Regions from separate parts of the Homo sapiens genome. Here region 2 is linked to region 1. The links are chromatin loops, found by intact Hi-C in ENCODE. Cell type or tissue: Panc1. All regions are shown on one strand. Links, peaks and the distances in the headings refer to the core of each region. The heading gives the core; the rest is flanking DNA.

Region 1 (2,913 bases), core at 165-2,664:
AGCCATGCCTCTTTGTTGACATGTTTGTCTGTGGCTGCTTTCTTGCTACTAGGACAGAATTGAACAGTTGTGACAGAGATCGCATAGCCCACAAAGCCAAAAATATTTACCACCTGGCTCTTTATAGAAAATGGGCTGGGTGCAGTGGCTCACGCCTCTAATCCCAGCACTTTAGGAGGCCCAAGCAGGGGGATCACTCGAGCTCAGGAGTTTGAGATCAGCTTGAGCAACATAGTGAGACATTCATCTCTCCAAAAATAAAACTAAATAAATAGCCAAGCATGGTGATGCACGCCTGTAGTCTCAGCTGCTCAGGAGGCTGAGACAGGACAATCACTTGAGCCTGGGAGTTTGAAGCTGCGGTGAGCTATGATTGCACCACTGCACTCCAGCCTGGACCACAGAGCAAGACTTTATCCCTAAAAAAAGGAAAAAAAGAACATGTTTGCCGACACCTGCCACTCTCTTGTACAAATAAGTAAATGCATTTACTTGCTCATCTAGACCAGTGGTTCACAATCAGTGTGAGTTTACCACCTGGGGACATTTGGCAATGTCTGGAGACATTTTTGTTTGTCACAACTGGGAAGGGGCATCTGGTGGGTAGAGGCCACAGATAACCACTCACCATTCAACAATCCGCAGGACAGCCCCACAACCAAGAACTGTCCAGCCCAAAACGTCGATAGGACCAAGGTGGAGAACCCACTCTAGGCCTATTACCTGGCTCCTGTTCTCCCTGGAGGCCCAGACCAGGTGCTTTCTAAGCTTGTTTGCCCTGTAACCGCTGGGCAGAATCAGATGACACCAGAGGGTCCTGTCCTGGGCATGGATGCCCCTCCAGGGTGCTTCGGTCAACCCCTTGCCTCCCATGGCCCACAAAAGTAAGGACTCAGGTGAGTGCTCACCACAGTGATCTGCCAGTCTCCCGGGGCCCCGGGCCTTTGCCCAAGGCTGGTACTACGAAGTCGCACAACAGTCAGACCAAACTCAGCAAAAAGTGACAAGCAGCTTTAATTCCCTAATGCAGTCTCCAATGGGGATTTACAGCAACACTGCAGGACCAGGAGATGCTGAGTGGCTCAGCCTCCTCGGCGCTTCGGGCGGCGACTCCACCCTCTTCCATGACAGTCTCTCCAAGGGGATGCGTGCCTCTGCTGTCTTCAGTTCAAGGGACACGTGTCCTGGCTGCAGTGGGTTCCATTTCTTCCTCCCACTCCCTCTCCCTCTCCTCCTTCTCCGAGCTGCGGGCCCCCATAGCACAGTAATACATAGCCTCGTCCTCAGGCTGCAGCTCAGAGATGCTCAAATACCCCCTGTTCCTGGCCACATCTTTGGATCCAGAGAAGCGAGGGGGGACCTGGGGGCCCTGGCTCTTGTCTGATTGTGAGAAATATCTCAGCAGGAACCTGGGAGGGTGGCCCGGCCTCTGCTGGTACCAGTAGACGCTGTACACACCGATGTCATGGTCGTTCCTCAGGGTGCAGGTGAGGCGGATTGTGGTTCCAAGGGCCGAGGACATGGCCGGCGGCTGATGCAGCACCGGCTGAGGACCACAACCTGGTGACACAGATGCATGTGGGCCGTGGGGGCAGGGCAGGATGAAGGAAGGGGCAGGAGTCTTTGGGATCTGGGGGTTCCCTCACCTGTGCAGTAGACAAACAGCATGAGCAGGACAGGAGCCCAGGACATGGTGCAGACATGCAGAGCTCTGACTCCTGTGGCCACGGTGCCTGGGGTCCCCAAGGGCTGGCCCAGCATCCTCCTCCCTGCTCTGAGAGGTGGGGCCGTGGCACACCCCGTTCCTGGCCACTACCATCCCAGACTTTCTTGGGTCTGCAACGTCGGTTACCGGAACAGCGTCGGGGCAGCATTTGTGGCTCTGATCTTGCCATATGGAAGCATTCAGGGAGGAAGCACCTGCTGGAGACTCTGGGGCCAGTGCCCTGGAGGCCTTTGGGTTAAGGTACCTCAGGGGTCGTGACCTCAACTTCCCCCTGAGGAAACCGCACCCCAGATAAATAAATTTTCTGTCTACATTTAAATGCTTGGTGAGCCAGGAAGGGAGGACACATCCTCGGGGGGTGAAAACACCTGCTTTGTACAGCAGAAGACACTGGGGGCCCAGAGCGGGTTGGGATGTTCTGCCCCTTCCATGTTGCAGCACTGCCTTCGGCCCATGCTCCTCTCCCTACTAGAACCAAGTAGAGTGACTCAGGCATGGGAAAGAAGCACCAGGGCCTGGTGCCTTCCCCACCCCTGTTCTGGCTCACCGAGCAGGTGCAGCTTGGCACTGTGATAGACTGAATTGCATCCCCCAAATCCATAGGTTGAAGCCCTAACCCCCAGTGTGCCTGTATTTGGAGATAGGGCCTTTAAGGAGTTAATGAAGGTTAGATGAGGTCATAGAGGTGGGGCCCCGGTCAGTACAACTGGTGTCCTTATAAAAAGGGGAAATTTGGGAGCCGGATGCAGTGTCTCACACCTATAATCCCAGCACTTTGGGAGGCCAAGGTGGGAGGATCACTTGAGCTCAGGAGTTCGAGTCTAGCCTGAGCAACATGGCAAAACCCCATCTCTACAAAAAAAATTTAAAAATTAGCTGGTCATGGCGGACAGGCACCTGCAGTCCCAACTACTTGGGAGGCTGAGGTGGGAAAATCACTTGAGCTTGGGAGGTTGAGTTGAGGCTGCAGCAAGCCAAGATCTCACCACTGCCCTCCAGCCTGGCCAACAGAGGGAGACCCTGCCTCAAAAAAAAAATGAGAATAAAAATAATACATTAAATGTATGTTTGCATACTACCTGCAAGATTTAAAAAAAAATTAAGGGGAAATTTGGACTTAAAGTCTCTGATCCCACATGCTCACCCTCCCTCAAAAAGCTGGAGTGTCTCCTCCCCTGGAACCTGTG
Region 2 (2,913 bases), core at 216-2,715, 60 kb after region 1:
ATTGAGTTTAGTTGGCACACAGCACAGCTTTGGGACATATTCAGGATCTATAAGGTGAACCAAGGTCTGAATGATCACATGGTTGATTGCATTCACATGTCCATTGATTGGGAAGGAGCATTCTACATCACAGTAATTAGCAGCATAGCCCTTGGGTGCGATGAACCAGTCCTGCCATCCAGGTCTTGGAAGCTCACATATAGCTCATGCTTCCTGCAGGCTGTTTTTAATTTGCTGCTGATGTAATCTGAAGTACTGGAGACTTGAGCCACGTAGTGGGACTGGGTAAAGTGAGTACAACTCTGCTGTCAACGCCAGCCAGAGGCTGACCTGGTGATGCACACATGGACCACAATGACTTTGAAGAAAGCCACCATGAAGGGCTGCATAGCCTAAGTGCTGTCTCTGCCCACCAGGTCTGCAGCTAGAGGGTGGATGTGGACTCCATCCTCTGTCACTACGCTCAGCTGAAGCCCCATGTTATGCTGTGGGGTTACAACCCACAGACTACTAGTGGCTGTGATGTCAAATTCCAGCCAGCTTCCTTCTGAGGCCCACACTATGCAAATGTCCAAAAAAAATAGGTCAGAGTTTAGTTCTGGAAGCTGGAAGGTCCAAAATCAAAGTACAAGCAGATACTTCGGTGTTTGGTAAGGATGTGCTTACTGGTTCATAGACTGCCATCTTCTCACTGCGAGCTCACATGGTGGAAGGACTGAAACTTACTATGTGTGTATTGGAACATTTGATTGGTGTCACATCGTCTCTCAGGTTGTGCAGACTGTTTGTCATTTTTTTCTATTCTTGGAACAGAATAATTATCAATTTATCTGTCTTTAATTCAATGATCCTTTCTTCTATACCTCTTTATTAGTATTCTCTATTGTTATTATTATTATATTATTATTAGAGACAGACTCTTGCTCTGTCCCCCAGGATGGAGTGCATTGACATGATCTTTGCTCTTGCAACTTCTGCCTCCCAAGCTCCAGAAATCCTCCCACCTCAGCCTCCTGAGTAGCTGGTACTACTGGCATGCACCACCATGCCCAGCTAGCTTTTTTGTATTTCCTGTAGAGACATGGTTTGGCCATGTTACCCAGGCTAGCCTCAAACTCCTGGGCTCAAGAGATCTGTCTGCCTTGGCCTCACAAAGTTCTGTGATTGCAGGTGTGAGGCACTGCACCCCGCCAATGTTCTCTCTGTAATGAGGCATTCTTTCCGTACTTTCCTTAACAATTGTTAACGTTGTTTTATTTATTTATTTGACCACATTTACAAAAGCTAATTTGAAGTTTTTATGTAGTAACCACCAAATGCATCTCTGGACATCATTTTGTCAACTTATTTTTAATGTTGTTTGTTTGTTTTTATGTTTTGCTTTGCTTTCCTTTTTAACCCTGTGTATGGACAGTACTTTGCTGTGTCCCTGCCTCAAAATTTCACTTTGCCAAATGGAGCTTCTCAGTCACACAATGTGACGATTCTGGAAATCAGATTCTTTCCTTAAAATATTTGTCATAATTGCTTCTGGTTTTGTTGTAGTTGTTATTGTTGATGATGATTTATTGTTTCACGGTACTGGAATAATTCTCTAAGTCTGTTTTCTTTGCTTGTGCAGCCACTGCAGTCTCTGCTCAATTATATCAGTCATTAGCTTATTATTGGACAGACATGTTCTTAAACGCCTCGAACAACACATTCCTCAGCATTTGCCGAATGCTCTGTGCAGGGGTTGGGTCATGACTGCAAAACCCCGCCACTTTACAACTCTATTTTAGCCTTCCTTGTTGATTTCAGCCAGTGTCGAAAATTAAGGACTTTCCTAATTTTTACCTGGCCATGCACATAACTCTGAGCATGAGAGTGATCTTCTGTCTTTCCAGGAATATGGCAGAGCTCATCAAAATCTTCTACAGATTCTGACACCCAGTTTTTTTCTCTCAAGGTTTTTGGTCAGCCTTTTATTGACCCCATCTTGTATCACTGACTCAGGACCTTAACAGATCTCACTGATTGTTTTGATAAATGTATTGAGGATGAAGCTGTTTAAACCAAGCGAGCTCTGAGACAATTCACATTTAGAAAAGTACAGAGCGTGAAGCTTTTCTGAGCTTTGGAAAGCTCAAATAATGACAGTCGCACGGGAATGGGGCTTTTGAGAAAATTCCAGATCTGGTATTTGGTTGCTTCAGTGAATGCTATTTTTCTAGTTTCCCTAGATCCAGGAGATTTGAGGCTGTTGGTTTTTAAGGCTACTGTGGAACTTGGGAGAGAGCAAAAGAAATAAAATCACCACAAAGCTTCAGATTCTTACAGAGATTCCACATTATTTTAATTGATTGATTGATTGATTCAGACAGGGTATTGCTTTATGACTCAGGCTGAAGTAGAGTGGCACAATCACAGCCCACTGCAGCCTCCACCTCCCAGACTCAAGTGATCCTCCACCTTCAGCCTCCCCAGTAGCTGCAACTACACCCACACACCACCACATATAGCTACTTTTTTAAAATGTTTTTTAGAGAAGAGGCCTCACTCTGTTGCCCAGTCTGATCACAAAATCCCAGGAGTGATAAAGCAATCGCTCTGCTTCAGCTCCCAATGTGTTGGGATTATAGGCATGAGCCACCATGTCTGGCTGTTATTACTATTTTTTATGATTCCCAGAATTTTGTAAGCTTTTGGTAATGTACAGAGTTCTGAAAAGTAGATTTATATCATTTTTACTGCTGTTCTCATTGCTTGTATGGTGAATCAGGTTTTCTGATGGCCTCATACCACCATTCCAGAAGTTTTTCTGAAGCTACATTTTTTTTTTGGAGAAAAAAGTTAAGAAATAAAATTCTGACATTTAGGATCAGGGCTGTCAGGATGACATTAATGATTATTTATATCCTTCTTCTTTGTTAG

The links. A loop is a pair of places that touch in the nucleus more often than their neighbours do. Peaks named below come from ENCODE experiments on the same cell type or tissue, not always from the same donor. Only the 100,000 strongest peaks of a DNase experiment are listed, where the experiment ranks them.
Region 2: it touches region 1 in a loop (5-fold over the local background); 6 of 110 quality-filtered maps call a loop at or near these places.

Annotation. Positions count from the first base shown.
Region 1 is chr22:22,243,593-22,246,505 of GRCh38, reverse strand. VPREB1 (V-set pre-B cell surrogate light chain 1) reads right to left here and starts at 1,720. Exons shown (of 2, transcript NM_007128.4): 1 at 1,647-1,720; 2 at 991-1,560. The coding sequence starts at 1,692. The coding sequence ends at 1,169. It also overlaps IGL. In Panc1, for the core only: no CTCF peak of the experiment used is centred there; no DNase peak of the experiment used is centred there.
Region 2 is chr22:22,183,622-22,186,534 of GRCh38, reverse strand. It overlaps IGL and the pseudogene BMP6P1. Among named protein-coding and RNA genes, the nearest start is that of VPREB1, 60 kb to the left of the region's middle. In Panc1, for the core only: no CTCF peak of the experiment used is centred there; no DNase peak of the experiment used is centred there.